4 separate regions of the Homo sapiens genome follow, and all the other regions are linked to region 1. The links are chromatin contacts, found by Hi-C or POLR2A ChIA-PET in ENCODE. All regions are on one chromosome and are shown on one strand. Each heading gives the region's core, a stretch centred on a gene start or an enhancer-like site at or near the end of the contact. The rest is flanking DNA. Distances are from core to core; before and after follow the strand shown.

Region 1 (4,699 bases), core at 617-3,116:
TGTTTACACTTTCAAACCCCTGTGATATACTGGAAGGCTAAATATTTCATACAGCCTGATTTTAGTTAATTTTTTTTTCAGCGCCTCACAGTAGGCGCCTCTCTTCTCACAGTGACCAGGCCTGAGTTTATTCAGCATTCACAGGGAGCAGCTAATTGTCTATGAAGGGCCCCCGTGTTTAAACGGGCTTGACAGGAATTTAAATTTTGTTTCAATCAACCCCTGTGCTCACAGCCTGCTCCAGTTTCTAATTTTTAAATTAAACATGACTTTTTTTTTAAGCCACAGCTTTGCCTCTGGAATACTCTCGCTCTAACTCTGGGGAAGGCAGATCGGCAACCCTGGAATGCTGGTTTATGCAGGGCCTGTGGCACCAGCTCTGGACTGGAAAGTCCCTTCTCCAAAACAAGCTTTCCTCCCGTCAGGGAGGTCAGCAGAGCTTCGGCTGGGCGCTGTCTCCTTCCTGCCTTCAGAAACGGCCCCCTTTTCAGCTCTCCTGTGCAGGCAGCAGTGCTGCATCATCTGGAAAGTGGGTTAAGCACCGAAGGAAGGTGTAAGGATGGCTTTTAGGGGACTGGCTGAATTATAACCCACTGCACGTCTGGTGCAGATTTGTATTGCAGAAGCCTTTTCTACTGTTGTGAGACATGGAGAGAAGCCGATGTGGGAATCACAGATGTGCATTTCAGTCTGCACTCGCCATTTTTATGTCTTAGCATCTGCTCTGTGCCCAGCATCCTGCCTGACACCGAGGAGGCAGCATGTCAGCCCCAAGTCCTGACCCCCCAGCCAGCTCACAGTCCAGTGAGGAAGGTGAGGGTAGACACAGCCAAGCACAGGATAGAATGTGAGAATTGCCAGAGACCCCCGCTCACCTTCTCCTCCCACCCTCACCTACCCCTTCACCTCAGGCCACTCCTGTGGAGTCCTGTGCTCCAAACTTCTGGCAGTCCCCAGATGCGTGAGGCATCCTCACACAGTCATGTCTTTGCTTGTGCTGTTTTCTCACCGCCAGATGGTGAACTTCTCCACCTCCGAAACCCAACTGGCACAACCTCTGTGAAGCTTTGCTAAGCGTGCTTCAGTTGGGTTGAGGACTTCCTTTTGCCTGTCACCCTTCACCCTGGCTAATACTTCTGTTAGTGCACTCGTCACGCTTTGTGGCAGTAACTTGTGGTAACAGTCAATAAAAGAGACCACAACCCCTCGAGGAAGAGATCATGTCTTATCTTTGTATCCTTAGCATCTAGCCCAGTCTCCAGCCTGAGTAGAATGCTCAAATATATGGTCATTGAATTTAAATGATATGAATTTAACAAGTGAAATGAATTTCTGCTAGGGGTATCTGGGGAGGCTTTGAGAATGGAGTGACAGGTGAGCTGGGACCCACGGACATTTGGGTATTTATGTGAGTATATTACTTTTCTGCACACAGATGTGAAAGGCAGCTTATATCATAAGTAAAAGTACCAGAGCCTCTAATAGCCACACTAGCCAGTATTCATACTACAATTTATTTTCTCTAAACAAACTTGAAGAGATTGAAGTAACAATTGCACCTAACTTGGGGCTGAAGATGAATCCAGAAAGGATCCTGTTTTATAATCTTTAAAAAATTGATTTATTATATAGAGAGAAATGGATCTAAACATAAAACATTTTAAACACTTAAGTTAGAGCATTCTTTCATCTAAGTTATCTCATTTGACCTTCACATGAACACTATAAGGATTATTCTTATTCCCATTTTACTGATGCATAAACTGGGTCTCAGAGAGGTTAATTTCCTTGCCTAGAGTCACACAGCCAGGAAAAACACAGGACTGTCCTACTGCACAACATCAAAGCTACACCCGTTGTTGCATAGTAGGCAGAGGATTGTTATTGTGGTTTAGAGAATTTCCGCTAAGTCAAACTATTTCTTGCAGTTAGAAAAATAAAGCTAAATACAAATACAGGACCACACAAACAAACTTGTAGGATTTCAGCAGAGTGTGCTTGTGAAGCCAATGCCCCTGTAGGATGCTTTGCTCAACTCCCTCCCTATGGTCCCTTCCACCTTGATGCCACAGGCTGCATCTGCAGGGCCGTGGTCGAGGCAGAGAGCAGATGGCTGCACACACTCTCCACCCATCCCCAGGTGGCAGGGTGGCCTGGTTGAAGCCTGAGCCTCAGTAGAGACAAAACACAAAAGAGGAAGTAATTACCAACAGTTTGCACCTGGTCTGTTAGTTGGTTATCTGAGGGGAAGCTGTGAGAATTTATGTAATCATTGTTTCTTTGGTTTTGGCAAAAACTGAGGGCAGAGTGTGTCCTGACAGCTGTCTGGTCACAAACCTTTCTGCCTTTCCACTTCTGCCATCATGGGTATAGAAATGGGCAACTTCCAAGAGATGATGTTCCTCAAGTTTGGGAGAAATTACCTTTAACTCAACAAACTTTTTACTGAGCACATTCGTGTTTAGCTGAACTCGGAGTATGGGCTGTGCACCAGTGGTAGTATCTGAACTGTTTGTTGTTTTTTCCCTGAGACAGGGTCTTACTGTGTCACCTAGGCTGGAGTGCAGTGACACGATCTTGGCTCAGTGCAGCCTCAATCTCCCAGGCTCAGGTGATCCTCCTACCTCAGCACCCGCCCTTCCTTGAGTAGCTGAGACTACACATGAACAACACTATGGCTAATTTTTGTATTTTCAGTAGAGACGGGGTTTCCCCATGTTGCCCAGGCTGGTCTCAAACTCCTGACCTCAAGTGATCCGCCTGCCTGGGCCTCTCAGAGTGCTGGGATTACAGGTGTGAGCCACCGTGCCCGGCCCCGAACTGTTTCTTAAACACAGGAAGATAAGGAATTTGTGCCAGGATATAAATCAAGCCTGTCTGAAAGCATTCTGTTTAGTTCAGTTCAGCTTTTTGGAGCAAAACGTTGTGAGCGAAGAAAGCTGTTTGCGGTTCACATTGCAGCATGGCTACTTGTATCATTGCAGGCCAGCAGCAAGCAGTTCACAGGACGACTACTTGAGTGGCACAGCTGTAGGGAATACAGAGGGCTATCAGACACTAATCCAGCAAACACAAATCCATCATACATGCAAACAAAGTAGTCAGGTCACACAAACAGGAAGCCAAACAATCGGGGTCCATCTTGAAGGGAGAGGGGAAACAGCAAGGAGAAGACAACCCACAGATGTCCACACCAACACAGGTGCTGGAGGTGTGGAGGCAGCAGGGGACCTGGCATGGAGCCATGACCTCGCTCATCCTATGACCTTGATGGAAGGAGGGGAAAGGTAGAAGGGTTTGTGATCTGACAACTGGCAGGATGTGTTGTGCGTAAAGCCTGGAGAGGCTAAGGATGGTCTTTCAAAGCTTGCAAATCAGTCTATCGTGTGAATGTGAGCCAAGAAGCAACCTGGGAAACTGGAAAGAGATTGAATTGGATGTCAGAAAATATAGCTTCAAGTACAGGCACTACCTCTAGGAAACTGGGCAGGCAACAGCTGTTTACTTAGCCCATCTGAGCCTGAGCTGCTTCATCTGTAAAATGGGGTAATGATACCAACTTCACAGGGGGCTTTTAGCTGTTAGGTTGTTTTTTTTTTTTTAACTTACAGAAGATGGAGGTTATGAAAGTGTTTGTAAACTATGAAGTGCGAGACATACATGGGGCACGAGGTCATTCAGCCTCTTTGGGTCATGATTTTCTCATCTGTCTGATGTTCCTGGGTATTTCCAGCTTGTTGCCTCTTGGAAGATACATGTGTTTAGGGAAGTTTAATGTGACTTAGAATAAATTATATGTATGTCGGATGTTTGCAATTGGTGTACACTGAATTGGTAGTCTCTTGGGGTGGTCTCTGTGGTTGAAAATCCAAACAAGATGAAGCACATTCCTCCCCACTCACTGGAAGCCATAACTTTTCATGTCTGTCCTTTATTATTGGTAAAATGTAATGAGCATCTTGTTGGAGGGAATTATTGTAAACCAGTTAATCAACAAGTATTTGTTGTCCAGGTCTGTGAGGTGCCATGATGGGTTCAGAAAGAATATAAGAAAGACCTATGTCTCAGGAGCAGACTAGACATGCCCATTGGCAACATTTAGAGAAGGTAGATGAGTGCCAAGCTGCTGGCTTGGGTGGTGCGGGAGCTCGGAACAGTGGCCGAGGGGCCGTAGTAGTCAGTGAGGATGCCTGGCTCGGGCCTGAGTACAGAACTTGGAAAGTGGTGGTACAACAGAAAGCCAGCTTCTCCCCTCCCTCTCCCTTCCTCTCCTAGCTGTCCATCCTGCAACATGTTACTGAACGCTCTCCACCTCTAGTTGCTTATCTACAAAAATAGAGTATCGCAAAGCATGAAATTTAAGTGAGATAAAAATGTTAGACACTTAGCACAGTGTCTGGCATAAAATAAGTGTTCAATAAATGGTAACCATTTTTATCGTCATTGTCATCATCATCACTGCTAATAACAAGAGGGAAGACATTCCAGGGAGAGAAAATGGCACAGGCTGAGACCGGAGGGAACAAGGACAGTGAAGAACCCACCCTAGCCAAAGCAAAAAAGACCCTTGGAAATGATGGGGTAAAGTTAGCTGCATGGGGCCAGTGTGATCTGGAAGGGCTGTGCACACCAGAGAGTAGTGGGGCAGTTGGACGCACTTGTTGGTTCTTAAGCAGGGAAGTGGCTGTTCAATGATAGA
Region 2 (4,699 bases), core at 571-3,070, 700 kb before region 1:
CTGTGTTTTTTTATTTTTATTTTTTGCTATCTGCTTTAACTTCAACGATGAGAAAATCAAACCATATGCTGGACATCATTCTGCCCAGCTGGGCTGAGTCAGAATTGCAGTTCAAACTACTTCTGCTCTCCCTGGGTTTCGTGTGCTTTCAATGTGGGGATATCTTCCAGATCTGCAGTTCTCCAGAGCTAGGGACCCCTCAGCTCCAGCTGCTCTCTGGACAATACCTGAACATCCCTACAATATCTGAAATTGAATGTTTGCCATTTCTTCTTCTTTCTCCTCACACAACCTACTCTGATGTTCATGATTACTGGAGCCCCCAGGTTCTAAAAAGTGTTGAATTAGCAAGTGAACAAATAAAATGAGACCCAAAGAAACTGTGATCTTAGCATCCTGTTTTCTGGGTGAGGTTGAGGGTCCTTGGCCTCTCTTGCTGGTGGAGATGGGCTTTATGACTTTGGGGAAGTCAACTTGACTTCCTGGGTGTTGGTCTTCTCTTCTACAAAATGACAAGCTTGAAGGGAGAATCTGAAAGAATCTGTGTATCCGTTCTCAGATTTTCTTTTTTTTTCTTTTTTTTTTTTTTTTTTTTTTTGAGATGGAGTCTCGCTCTGTCGCCCAGGCTGGAGTGCAGTGATGCGATCTCGGCTCACTGCAAGCTCTGCCTCCGGGGTTCATGCTATTCTCCTGCCTCAGCCTCCCGAGTAGCTGGCACTACAGGCGTCTGCCACCACACCTGGCTAATTTTTTTTTTTTGTATTTTTAGTAGAGACGGGGTTTCTTTGTGTTAGCCAGGATGGTCTCCATCTCCTGACCTCGTGATCTGCCTGCCTCGGCCTCCCAAAGTGCTGGGATTACAGGCATGAGCCACCGTGCCTGGCCAGTCTCAGATTTTCATGATAGCCCTCTGAACTCTCCTTGGCTTCTTGCCTTTGGCTGTTTTCTCAATGCATATATTTTCCTGGGGGACAAATCTAAGTTTTCATCTGATGCTCTGCCTTCAGAGGGGAACCATTCCTTAATGACCTATTTAATTGTATTATCATTGTTGTTTAATTCATCACATATTTACTGAGCTTCTTTTGTTGGTGGTGGTGCCATCAGACACAGTGGTCCAGGAGCTGCAATGCGTTGCTGATGAGGATGGTCACACATAGCTCTGCCCTCATGGAGCGTCCCAGGGTGAAATGAGACCTCCCCTGAGAACCGACTCCCAGGGTAGGGGAAATCAGTCTGCAGGCAAAGAGGAATTCAAATTTAGCCTGAAGCACAGGTTTTCTGTGCTTCTAGGCACCGGCTGCATTCCAACCGTAGTGCCATAAAAATACAGGAAGGAAGGGAAACGTGTTCACAGGTTGGTTAGAGATGTGGAAACCAACAATCAGCTCTCTCTTATCCGTAAGAAACTAGAATCTACTGCTGGCTTCAGTCCCTCAGACCTGCTGCTCAACAGAGTGCCCTTTCAAACCTGGGTTAGACTCTGTGCTAATGGCTTTTTTCATGAACCTCAGACAGCCGGAAAGTATATTCTTTGAGGATTATGATCGACTAGGATGCTCGGGAATCTTTAAAGAGAAGCACTATCTTGGCTATATTTGCCCTCAGTTGTTTTAAGGCCAGTGAGGAGACTGAGCATTTCAGAGGTGAAGCATTTAGAGGATGGCCTCTGAAAGCATACGGCTCAGTAAACAACTGACCCATCCTTTGTCACCGTTTTTGTCCAGCGGCTGTCACCATAGGGGCTCCTCTGGTGTGGAGGAGAGAGAATTAGAGGCAGCAGGCCTGGGTTCTAGGTCTGCCTCATTGTGAACCAGCTTCAGGACCTTGGGTGAGTCACTTTTCTGCCCTGGCCCCTGGCTTCCTCTTCTATAAACTGAAGGTGTTGGCTTAGCAGGATTTTAAAGTTTCTTCCACCTTAAAAACTCTGATTCCTGCACTTGCATTCAAAGAAATGACTCTATTACTCATTTGAATAGTTTCAGAATCACTGTATAGTCAACTCTGGACTAGAAATGGGGGCCTGCAGTTGAGGACAGGATGGAAAGAGGTTTGGGGTTCAGGGTGGGCTGTGAGGGCTAGGATTCTTGATTCCTCATGATTTGCAATTGGTTGTTGGTGTTACCATGGAAGGTTCTCAACCATGGCTGCTTTTAAAAATTTTGATGCTCAGACCACCCCTGGAGACCAGTGAATTTCAAATTTCTACAGGCCGGCCTGGGGAAATCCATGTTTTTTAACTTTCCTAGGTGATTCCGGTATGTGGCCGGGATTGAGAATCACAGCCATAGATGCTTATGTAAAGCTGTGTTCAGTGTTACAGGCATCTGTTCTGGGTGGAAAGTGATAGTGGTTGGTCAAAAAAAAAGCGTGCACACACACACACACACACACACACACACACATACACAGAGAACAGCTCTAGGTTCTGGAAGTGTGTTGATTTGGTCACCACAAGTGCTGGTGGTGAGTAGTTGCCCTGAGGTTTGGAGTTCCAGTTCCCTCCTATCTCTGGGTCAGTGGTTTCTCAACATCTTTGAAGTAGTGAAACCATCTGTAGTTGGTTATTTCTGCTCAGAAACTCACAGTACAAAGTGGGGGGTGGTGCAGGGGGGTGGAGCTGGAATGGATTAAACAGGCCCTTACAAATGCCCACACTTTTTTCATGAAACTAAGTTAGAGGCCTTAGCCAACTCCAGCATACCTTAGTGTCAGTTCTTTGGCATTGCCCCGGTGGATTCTAGGGGCTGTGAAGGCTGTAGGGGTGTGTGTTACTCCCTGCTGCTTTGGTGAGAGAGTGTCCCTGTCTTTGGCTGAGAGCATCCTGTCCTGCCACTTCATCAGCAGTAGCATCTAAACAGCCCTTGAAGGGAATCAGTATCTACAGCCTAAGAAATCTGATGGGACACATCTCTCTGCATTAAAATATTAACAGAAAAGGTCAAACTGGGAAGGGGCAGCTAAGTTGGAATATCTCATTCAGGTAAAGGGATGGGCTTGTGGATCCTTAATTGGTGTGAAATGCGCCCTAGGAGGGGAGACTATATCAGTGCTGAAAGCCCTTGAGGGCTTTCACAGATGAAGGGGGATGGTATGAGAAGCTTTACAAATAACAAGGTTTGAGATGCAGTTGTAGACACATGCCAGATGTAGGTTGCTATTTTCTCAGCTCAATGAGGAATCTGTCAAGGCACTCTTAGAAATGGAAAATATAGTTCCTGCCCTCAGGAACTATAGTGTCACGTGATAGCAGTGAAGACCTTCTATGTCCTGGCCACACAGTGAGGATCAGAAGACAGAGCATGGAGAGTGGAATGGGACACATGGATCAAGGAACGTGGACCTGAGCAAGCAAAAGCAAGTCACTCGGGTCCCACTATCACATTGCATATCTTCTCCTTTTTTTTTTTTTTTTCTGAGACGGAGTTTCGCTCTTGTTGCCCAGGCTGGAGTGCAGTGGTGCGATCTCAGCTCACTACAACCTCCACCTCCCAGGTTCAAGCGATTCTCGTGCCTCAGACTCCCAAGTAGCTGGTATTACAGGCGCCTGCCACCACACCTGGCTAATTTTTAGTAGAGATGGGGTTTCACTATGTTGGCCAGATTGGTCTTGAACTCCTGACTTCAGGTGATCTGCCCACCTCAGCCTCCCAGAGTGCTGGGGTTACAGGCATGAGCCACAGCACCAGCCTCTTCTCCTTTCTAACGTGATGTCAGTGTCTCTGGGAAGCAGCCTTAGTTGGCACCTCACTGGCAGCAAGAATGACTTCATGTTCTTGCTCCCATGAAAATTCTCTGCTTTCAGGAATACACTTTCCTCTAGGTTTTTTCTTTGTCTGCAAGTGGGGGGGTGTTCTTTGCCAGATCCCTGCTTTGATGATTACCATCTGCCCACCTGAGTTTCCTGCATAGTTTCAGTTGGAAACTCTTTTCTCTTTGGACCCTAAGATACCGTGTAATAGGATTGTTCTTGGTTTCAGTAGGCACCTGGCACCCTCTCAGCTGTGGCTGCATTTCAGGTATGGATGGGAGTGATTATCTGTGCATCAGAAAACTCAAGATTGTCATGTGAGCAAGTTGTGTGATCATCAGTAAATGCAGAGCTGGCTTTGTTAGGCCCTGGTTGTGGCCAAGGCTTTCCTTTCCCGGCGGGTGATTATTCCAGATTTCATGGTCACTAGCTGAGTGTAATCAGGAGCAGATAAGAAAGCCCTGTATAGAGCAAAGTATGCATTTCTTAAGGTGGTGGGGGAGGTGGCAGAGGCATTATATAGACGTGTGTGTTTGTGCATGTGTTTAAAAAAAGACTTATATTTTCTGGGCAGCAGAACTTAAGTTTCCAGTAAACATCTCCTCCCTTTTTACTTTACCTTTTAATTTTGTGTTTATGGTCTCTGTGCTTTGAAATTGTTTTTGCTGTGATGCCAGCCCTGCCTGAAATGGGTGGAGCAAGCCAAGCCCTTTGGAAGCCATGGTTTAGATCAGAGTTCTTGTACTGACATGGCCCAGCTGATTGACAGCTCAGATGTGATCACTCCGTCTCAACTAGAAGAATAAAAATAAAAACCTTGAGCTGGAGCGGAGAGGGGTCACACATTTGTTAGTTTATCCCCTACTCTCACCTTTATCGCAGGAGGAGTGATAAAGTGCTGCTGTGTGTAATTCTGGTCTGGGGTTGGTTTTCTGTAGTCCCAAACCT
Region 3 (4,699 bases), core at 1,412-3,911, 680 kb before region 1:
TGGATGACACCTCCAGCCTATTGATTCCCAAGTAAGGTGTGATGACACCACCACCAGCGAGGTGTGCTATGAGGAATTTTTGTTGATGATGAAAAGTGAATGCTAACTGATTGCACACCACGTGCCCCATACCTTACATAGATTATCTTATTTAATTGTTGCTAATAATAGTACTACAGTCTGTGAATGATTTACTTAGCAATTAATTCAAAAGCATATTCCACTCTACAATGGAATATTTTTTGAGCCAAGAAATGAAGTACGTGGCCGGGCGCAGTGGCTTGCGCCTGTAATCCCAGCACTTTGGGAGACCAAGGTGGGTGGGTCATTTGAGGTCAGGAGTTCAAGACCATCCTGACCAACATGGTGAAACCCCATCTCTACTAAAAATACAAAATTAGCCGGGCATGGTGCCACATGCCTGTAATCCCAGCTACTTGGGAGGCTGAGGCAGGAGAATTGCTTGAACCCAGGAGGCAGAGGTTGCAGTGAGCCGAGATCGCACCCTTGCACTCCAGCCTGGGCAACAAGAGCGAAACTCCATCTAAAAAAAAAAAAAAAAAAAAGGAATGAAGTATGTGCCACAACATGGGTGAATCTTGAAAACATTGTGCTGAGTTGAAGAATTCAGACATCAAAAGCCACATATCACATGATTCCATTCCCATGCAGTATCCCCATAGGCAAATTCACAGAGACAGAAAGCAGATTAGTAGTTGCCAGGGATGGAGGAGAGGGGAATGGGGAGTGACTGCTTCATGGATACAGGGTTTCCTTGAGGGATGTTCTGGAACAAAATAGTTGCGGTGGTTGTACAATATTGTGAATGAACTCAATGCCACCAAATTATACACATTAAAATGGCTAACATGGTAGATTTTTGCTGCATGTATTAATATATTAATGTATTAATAAATGTATTAATTACAATATTAATATATTGTGATATACTGTGATATATTGTGATAAATATATCAATATATTGTGATAAACATATAAATTGATTTTAATATATATTAAAATCAAATGTATTCCTCTAATGGTGTCCATGTCACTGACTTAGTTTCTGATAGGTTTGTATTGGGTAGGAAAGAAAGGAATGGGACATTTACGTGTACACTGAGGCAGAAGAAAGAATGGGACTTTCCAATCCAGGCTCTACCTTTATGAGGAACCAGAGACCCAGAGAGTGCTAGTGACTTGCTCAAGGGCACAGAGCAGCGTACCAGAGTTGAGCTTTGGCTTCTAGCCTCCTCACTTTCTATTGGGGAAGTCACAGTGGAAAAGGGGGTTTTGGCTCCTTTATGTCTTTGGGTATGTTCTGGGTCACTGAGGATCAGCTCTATTCCACCTGGCATTTTGTGCTTTCCATGGGTGCTCAGGAAACTGTCTGTCTCACCCTGAGGTGAGGCTCAGGAGGCTCTGGGGCTTTGTAGTAGAAATAGAAATATCCCAAGTCCTGGGTTGTGTCCTTGTGGATGTGTCTAGAACAATTCCTGTTGTGCTACTCGCTTTGGGCAGTTAGCGAAAGGGACTAATTGTGTGCAAATACATACGTTTGGTGTTTGTTGGGAGACTTGCCATGTGACACTGCTTCTTCTTTTCTTCTCTTTTTGACTATGAACACCTGACACTACAGGAAATAAGAAACTTTCCAGTACCTAATTTATGCTTACTCTACTTTCAAACCCTGTTGGCCCCAGCACAGGGTAAATGAAACTGTAGCTTATAGTAATATTTACGTATGGGAGTCAATGAGCTGTTTAAATACTTGGATGTCAGAAAAAGGTTTCAAATTTAGCAAGCCCCCTGACTCTCCCACCCTCTGGCATGTACTGGGTAGGCCTGCCTGCTCTCTGAGGTCGAGCTCTTGTATCCTGTCCTGGTCGGTGCCAGTATAGCAATGATGATGACAGTGATGATGATGCCACTGGAACAGGCTGAGCTGTAATTGAATTAAATATCTGTGTAATCCCTAGGAGAAGCTGAATAAGGTTTGAGGATCTTGGAAGTTCAGTTATACTCTCAGTAACTGAGGTGAGATCCGTAGGCAAGGAATGACAAGATCGAGATTGATTAGCTACATGACCTTAGGAAAGTGACCTAAAGGTTGTTCACATTCAGAGTCCTCATCTTTGAATGTGAATGATATTTCTGGCCTCTCCTATCTTATGGAGTTGGTGTAAGCATCTGCATGAGATGATGGACGTTAAAGTGCTTTGTTAGCTGTTGAGACTCTTACTGAAATGAAACCCAAGGATGGGTGCCACTGAAAGAAACAAGAATGAATGCAAACTAGTTTGTGTTGGGAGTTGTACTTGACACAGCTGAATTTGCCTTTGTCTTTAGGAGAGCCTTAGCTGTGGGAAGCAGGGCTTGGAATGCGCTGATATTTATTTCTTCCATCAAATCGGATTATGAGGCACCTGATCTGTTTAAGGCTGTGTGAGTAGAACCAGGTCCTGCCTTCCGGAAGTTCATGGTTAAATTGTGTTTTCATGGGTCACCTGGAAGGCGAGCTTGTTCAGAATGAGGATAATTGACCCAGTGAATCCTTCCTGCCTCGAGGCCCACCATGTTATTCAGATCAGTCTTGGGGGAAATGCTGTGAAAGTGTGTGTGTGTGTGTGTGTGCGGTGTGTGTGTGCATGCTCGCGTGCATGAGTTTGTGTTGAGAGAAAGAAAAAAGCCAGGAGAGTAGGATGAGTCAGATTTAACCACTGTTTTTTCCCTTTTGAAACTTGTTATGTTCATACACATACAGCAGTCATGCACTTGCTCAGAAATGTGTGAAAACCACTTAAAATGTGTGAAATGCAGCCCTTTAGAAAGTGTGCCTTCCACCACATTCTTTTGAGCAGTGGAGTGGATTTGTGAGTGTTCATATCTGTCCTCATCTGTGGGAATTGTATGTCCAAGGTGCTAATTCAGGGCCATACTGGGATGACCTGTGTGTATAGACTTGTCCTGGGTGAGATGGGAGCAAGACCATCCAATGTATGATGGGGAATTCTGTTAAACAGGTAGAATTCTGAACCTCTTGGTGGTCCTGGCTGGTCAGTTGCAGGGAGTGACGTTGAATGGACTGGGAAGATCTGGATATACCATGTTTCTGTAGGCATGATACGTGGTCCCTTAGCTTGGTATTTAAAGTTCTTTGGAAGTGACCGCTTTCTGGATTTACCTCTGTGCAGCCCCTCTGCTCCTCCCAGGTGAGGCTCATCATAGCTCCTCTTCAATGTGCTTTGTCCACAACTGCTGCCATGTTTTAGCTCCCCATTACGTTTCCTGGGATGCTCTCCTAGACTCCTCTGTACCTTTCTTCTTTCAAACCCAAAACAGGTCCCATCTCCTTAGTCTTAACTGTCTATGAATGGTCTGTTGCCTCACTTCCCAGCTCTGGTATGTAGTACGTGCTCAGTACACATTTTTGAATGCATTAATTTGGCTCTTTTCTGTGAAGGCAGCTTGTCTGTGTGTCATTCATCTGCCCAAATTTGATTGTCAACTTCCTTTGTATGGAGCTGTACTGTTCTTTTTGTTGTTTTTCTTAACTCCTTGCCCCTGCCTCCCATCACCCCAGTGGAAGAGTTATAGTCAAGGTAGTGTAGTCAAGGTCGTGCAAAAGCTACACACTTGAACCTGTTCCGTGTGGTTTCACACAAGGCACATGGCCTCCTTGGGACTCACTTCACATCACTCGACAAGGGGATAGCAGGACCCACCTTGACTGTATTGAAGACTGCATGATGATCAGGAGAGAGTGAGGGATGAGAAAGAGTTTGGAAAACAGCAGAACACGATGCAAACATGAGTTATTCATGGTTTTGTGTCCAGGCTAACTGTGCCCTGACATTAAGGCTGGGTGGGTCTGGCCCAGGGCTTCTGGGGTAGGCGCTGTGCTGGTGTGTGCTACTGACCTGGAGTCCAGGATCCCTGAGTCCCACTCACCCTCCCTGGGCTGCAGTTTCCTCAGCCCAGCTACCCTTTCCAGCTGTGACTGCTGGTTGTGGAGCTGAATGTGTGTGGGGTGTGGGCCTGTGTGTGGACTCCCCACCCCTGTGCGGTTTTCCTAAGCACATAGCACAACAAGGAGCTGGAACAGAGCTGCAACAATGAGGAGGGTTTCCTCCAACTGTCAGTGCTTCTGGATCCACCGTTTCGGCTTTGACATTACCGTGAGTGACCACCCTGGACCTCTTTCTTTGTGCCAAACTCGTTGCTGGATTGCCATAAACACTTACTTGGATTGATTAGAGAGGCTATTTGCCGTATTGAAGGTGGCAGAATTATTTCACCTTTTCCAGAGGTGTTGACGTTCAAGGGTAGTTGGTGGTGACTGTACAGAAGGGAGACAGGAAGCCTGGAGGAAGGAAAGGGGTGCGTAGCCGAGAAAGTGCACAACGGGCCCTATTTTTAAAAGTGCCTGCCTCTGCTGGTTTTGTTGTGGCAGCGCTCAAAGGCAGGAAGACAGATAAGATCGGATTTCAGGATTTTCGTCTGCCCCCCATCTCCGCCCCCAACTTTTGACAACCAAGAACTTTTCCCCACCAGGAGTGGGTATATTTCAACTTCTGTAATCCCTGCGTCTCGCACAATGCTTGGTATTACAAGGTGCTCACTGAGTGTTTGAATGAATGAATGCCTTCCCAGTTCTCATCACAGCTATAGGGTGTCACTGTATACATCAAGTCATGGT
Region 4 (4,699 bases), core at 873-3,372, 510 kb after region 1:
TATTTTGGTATTTTTTGTAGAGATGGGGTTTTGCCATGATGCCTAGGCTGGTCTTGAACTCCTGGGTTCAAGCAGTCCTCCCACCTCAGCCTCTCAAAGTGTTGGGATTACAGATGTGAGCCACCACACCTGGCCTTGGACTAGTATTTCTTCATTTGTCTTTTTTAAGTGGGGAGGTGGGAGTGGCTAACTTTTTTCATTATTACGTGTTTATTTTTCCAGATGAAGTTTGGTGTAATTTTATCATGTTAAGAGATTATTTCGTTTAGCATTGAATTAATAGATTTAGGGACATCTGTACAGTTCTGCACTTCTGAGCTTTTTTTTTTTTTTTTTTTTTATCCAAAAGAAAGCTATGTCTGGTTAGGTAAATCATACACCTGTATCCAGAGTTTTGTTTTGTTTTTTTTTTTAGGTTTTTCTTTTTAATGAAGGTCTTACAACTATTTTCCTTTTATTACCACTACGTACTTCTAAATATTAATGTTTTTACAAAAGCACTGTAATGGTTTTTTTTGTTTTTAAAGAAATAAATTTTCAGTTACTTCTTTTGGATGTCCCAGATACACTAATCGTTTGCAAGTAACAATAATATGGCATTCTCATTTCCAGCCTTCACATCTCAGGAGAGTATTAAAGGGTGGTATTGGAGCACACCCTCAGGACATGTTTGTTTTCAAATTTAGATTCTCTGTGGCCATTCCAGCCTCTATAGAGATCTGAAAAAAACATTTAGTGCCACCCTCTCATTTTATAGTTCAGGACACAAGCCCAGAAAGGCCACACAAGGACTATGTGTGTCGTAACTGAGAGTAGGCTCTGGGTCTCTTGACCCACTGAACAGTGCTCTTTCACTGTGAGATGCCAGTACTAGGGAAGCTCACCTTCAGATCTCTGCTAGGTCACTCCCTGGCTGCAATAACCTAGTGAGACTGCGGAAATCATCCAGACAGGTTTTAAAACATTTTTTTCTTTGTTTCAAGTAATGTCTGCTGTATATGACAGATCACCAAAGAAAATACTGGCAGTAGTGTATTCCTTCAGATACTTGACCTAGAAAATTTCAGTATGAGAGAGGCAAATTTTAGGTGGTTCACAAAACCTTAGCTTGTTGGCAAGTTTAGACAAAATTATATTTTCTAATTTGCCTGTGCTTTAGAAATTTGGTGTGCTCAGTCCATCAGAGGGGCGGACTGGGGTTTTGCTTTTGCCTTAATCAATGGCAAGATACTCTTGCATGTTGGCGCTTATTGAACACCTACTGTATTTCAGGCACTGCACCACAGATATGCATACAAAAATAAGAGAGACCAGTGTGGGCAACAAAGTGAGACCCCCTCTCTGCACAAAATTAAAAAAAAAATTAGCTGGGCATGGTGGTGCATGTCTGTAGTCCCAGCTACTCAAGAGGCTGAGGTGGGAGGATCACTGAAGTCCAGGAGGTCGAGGCTGCAGGGAGCTGTGATTGTGCCGCTGCACTCTAGCCTGGGTGACAGAGCAAGACCCTGTCTCAAAAATAAAAATAAGAAAGATGGACTCTGTCCTTGATAAGCTTGTTCTCCATTTAGATGCATCTATTTGAAATTTGATTTTCTGTATTTCCTCTAATTTTCCAAATAAAAAAATTTTTTGACTCTGACTTGGGCCACCTTCTGAAAACATTTCAGACACATCACTAAGTTGTTGCACATCTTTTTTAATGCAGGGCCAGGGAGATAATCCAGGAGTTTGAGACCAGCCTGGGCAACATGGCGAGACCCTGTCTCTACAAAAAATACTAAAATTAGCTGAGTGTGGTGTGTGCCTGTAGTCCCAGCTACTTGGGAAACTGAGGTGGGATTGCTTGAGCCCGGGAGGCAGAGGCTGCCGTGAGCTGTGATGGTGCCGCTGCACTCTAGCCTGGGCAACAGAGTGAGACACTGTCTCAAAACAAACCATGCAAAGCTGATTAGAAAGGGTAAGTCCCTCAAGGATAGTGCCCATCCTTTAAAAATAACTTTCTGCTTGTACTCTACTTTGGACCTGGTAAGTTTGCTAGGTACGGCTTAGCATACATCTTATTGAAAAGTTTTAGTGTCCAGGTGCAAGGCTTACAATTCCCTCCTCATGCTAAATCAGCAAGGCTCCGTTCCTGTTTCAGTTTCAGTTTTGGAACATGCTGTCCTATTTTAGCATGATGTTGAAACTAATAGAATAGACAGTGACACAAAAGCACTGTGCAGATTTTAACGTGGCCAGTTAGGCCTGGCTGTCCTTTGAGAAGAACCTAGTTGATGTTAATATTAACATAAAGATAGTAGGGGAGTTTTTTTTTTTTTTAAATTATAAGAAGGAGTGCAGGATAAAAGGCTGGAACCACATTAGCCGAAGGTAAAAGCAAAGACTGGTGTGGTGTTGAATAAAAACAGGGGACCATTCATACTAATGGCTGTATTTAAGTCACCCAAGGCACATTTGGGTGGTGAGGAGACTGCTTCGTGGTGGTGAGGCATGGGTGCAGTGAGTTGTTATGCCAGGAAAGGAGCACGATTAAGCCAGCGGTCTCCATTAGAGGCTGCTTGGCATCCTGGGATTGAAGCCAGGGGACTGACTCAAGTCTAATGTCTTATTCTCAGACAGTATTGATGCTAAAACCTTTTGAATACTGACGGAGGTAGGAATTTATCTTGTGAAGACCTCTAGGGATGGAAAGGTCCACACTGTCTCCTAGAAGCTCTTCCACATGTCCCTAGGCAGAGCTATTCCATAGTGTCTCCATTGTGTTTGCATTAGCACTTTGCCCTTTCCACCTAGATACCTGTCATGTCAAGAAACCATCACCTTCCTTAACAAAAGTAAAACCCAGAAACTCCACTGGGGTTTTTGCTGATTTTCTTTGCTGGCTGCCATCAAGATAGTCCCCAGCACAGTTGAAGGGCATCTAAAGACAGGCCTGACAGTTTAAGAAACTGACATTGAAGATTAGAGAATAGCAGAATATTATAGCTATTATGTAATATTAAATCCAGATGGCTGTTCTACAAGTTTAATGTGCTTAGAATTACCTCACAGAGCTTGGATCCATGAAGTCTGAGGAGGAACTTAGGAGTCTGTGGTCTGACTGAGGCAGTCCTGGGACCACTCTTTGAGAAGCGCAGCGCTGCAGAGATCATCTGCTTTATGAGGCACAGTGGGCTTGGGCACAACCCCCTCTTTCTTCATCTTACAGCCTGGATATTCACTTACCTGTTGATTGCAACTCTCAGCCATTAGAGTCATCTGGGGAAGTTGGAAACAAACTTGGCCCCTCTCCCAACCAATGAAATTGGGATCCATAGTGGGTAGGGCCCTTGCAGTGGTCACTTTTAAAGCTCCCGTGGTTCAAAGGTGCAGCCAGGATTGAGAAACACTGCGTTAGCATAGACTTTGCTCCCTATAAGATGCATCTTTGTTTGCTCTACCAGGCACTCTTAAGGCTCATCTTGGGTATTTATACTTCAGGGTAAATAGATTCAGAAAGGGAAACTTGATAACAAATTGAGAGGCTAAGGGCCTTGATACAACTCTCAGTTTGTCCACCTTTTGACCACTTAGTTGGTCTTGGTGTAGGTCTGGGGAAGGGTGTGAAGGACTGTGGAGTTCTGGAATAAGGGCTGCTTGCCTCTGACCGAGAGTCCAGAGGTTGCAATTCAGTGACCTCTGGGCTGCATCTGACCAGCAGGTACATTCTGTTTGGCCTGCAGTGTGGTCACAGGTGGCAGTTTTTAAAAATATGAATGCCAGCCTCTAAAAATCAGATATCCATAAGAGCATTCTCAGATCTGATGATATTTGATGGACGACTTGGTGCTAAGTCAATGAAAACTTATGAGTGTGGGTTCATTAATTCTCATTTAGCCAGGTTACCCCATTCATAAGAGTGATGACGGAAATGGAATATGATTTAGCAACATTTCCTTCTGATTCTATTAGAAGGCAATGGGTTTTGATACTCAAATTTTAGTTTCACCATTTTCACCTTTTGCTCCACATCAAGCCCTTCTAAGGCTGGGCTCGAATAACAGAATCTGGCTTGGGAAATAGCAGTCCTGGGTTTAGTTTTGGTTTTGCTGTGGGAGCCTAGGGCTCTTCCTGGTTCTGAGTGTCCTCATTTATGCAAAAACAAGATCAAATTATTTCCAAGGTTCTACTTACTGGGAATCCAAGACATGAATGGCACAAGAACAGAATGGAGACGCCTTGGCTGATGTCAGAGTGTAAGACGGTTAACAATGAAACCGGCCTGGAGAAGTCTGGGAGGCGTGAGAGGGAAGAGCTGGAACCAAGGGCAGAAGCTACAGTGAAACATTTAGGTCCTAACCGTCCACACTGGCCATAGATGGAAGGGTGATCTTGGGAGAGGGAGCGCTCCACCACTGGAGACGTCACACGGAGGCCAGGCAGCCACTAGGAGGGCATGTTGTGGGCAGCAAATGGTGGATGAGTCCCTTCTGACATGTAGAGGTAGGGGGGAGGAAGCAAGGAACTCCCTCATTCTACTTCCTCTCCTTCAAAGGGGAGTATGGCTCACTGTGATATGCTCTGCCCACAGAATGGGATGTCAGTGCTTGGTTGTTTTTAAACACTGTATTTTTAATTTTTCAAAAATACGACAGTAAAGGTCGTACTATGCACAGGGGGACTGATGCCTTTCATGTGTCCCCCTTGCATTTCTACCTCA

Evidence for each region. A loop is a pair of places that touch in the nucleus more often than their neighbours do. ChIA-PET counts read pairs that join two places held with the same protein, here RNA polymerase II (POLR2A). Pooled maps may share reads with other maps.
Region 2: a map of OCI-LY7 shows a loop between it and region 1 (4-fold over the local background). The contact joins two enhancer-like sites. A Hi-C loop is called at or near these places in 2 of 168 maps with a recorded cell type or tissue (B cell and OCI-LY7), 10 of 37 single-sample maps with no recorded cell type and 6 of 50 pooled maps. POLR2A ChIA-PET finds 5 or more read pairs at or near these places in 1 of 52 experiments (K562).
Region 3: a map with no recorded cell type shows a loop between it and region 1 (9-fold over the local background). The contact joins two enhancer-like sites. A Hi-C loop is called at or near these places in 3 of 37 single-sample maps with no recorded cell type and 2 of 50 pooled maps. POLR2A ChIA-PET finds 5 or more read pairs at or near these places in 1 of 52 experiments (OCI-LY7).
Region 4: a loop to region 1 is called in a map with no recorded cell type, with 4 times the contacts of the local background. The contact joins two enhancer-like sites. A Hi-C loop is called at or near these places in 1 of 37 single-sample maps with no recorded cell type and 2 of 50 pooled maps. POLR2A ChIA-PET finds 5 or more read pairs at or near these places in 1 of 52 experiments (GM12878).

Annotation. Positions count from the first base shown.
Region 1 is chr15:67,782,430-67,787,128 of GRCh38, forward strand. The region is part of intron 21 of MAP2K5 (mitogen-activated protein kinase kinase 5); the gene reads left to right. Among named protein-coding and RNA genes, the nearest start is that of SKOR1, 41 kb to the right of the region's middle. RefSeq lists an enhancer at 1-323. Within about 2 kb of position 1,867, at least 5 of the 41 ENCODE cell types and tissues checked have a DNase peak (open chromatin) inside an H3K27ac peak, as active enhancers do; they include GM12878 and OCI-LY7, where a contact is called at or near this core.
Region 2 is chr15:67,083,496-67,088,194 of GRCh38, forward strand. The region is part of intron 1 of SMAD3 (SMAD family member 3); the gene reads left to right. Among named protein-coding and RNA genes, the nearest start is that of SMAD3, 20 kb to the left of the region's middle. RefSeq lists an enhancer at 195-274. Within about 2 kb of position 1,821, at least 10 of the 41 ENCODE cell types and tissues checked have a DNase peak (open chromatin) inside an H3K27ac peak, as active enhancers do; they include OCI-LY7, where a contact is called at or near this core.
Region 3 is chr15:67,099,635-67,104,333 of GRCh38, forward strand. The region is part of intron 1 of SMAD3 (SMAD family member 3); the gene reads left to right. Among named protein-coding and RNA genes, the nearest start is that of SMAD3, 36 kb to the left of the region's middle. RefSeq lists an enhancer at 1,332-1,481. Within about 2 kb of position 2,662, at least 8 of the 41 ENCODE cell types and tissues checked have a DNase peak (open chromatin) inside an H3K27ac peak, as active enhancers do.
Region 4 is chr15:68,297,114-68,301,812 of GRCh38, forward strand. ITGA11 (integrin subunit alpha 11) reads right to left here. Exons shown (of 30, transcript NM_001004439.2): 30 at 1-4,699. Among named protein-coding and RNA genes, the nearest start is that of FEM1B, 22 kb to the left of the region's middle. Within about 2 kb of position 2,123, at least 14 of the 41 ENCODE cell types and tissues checked have a DNase peak (open chromatin) inside an H3K27ac peak, as active enhancers do; they include GM12878, where a contact is called at or near this core.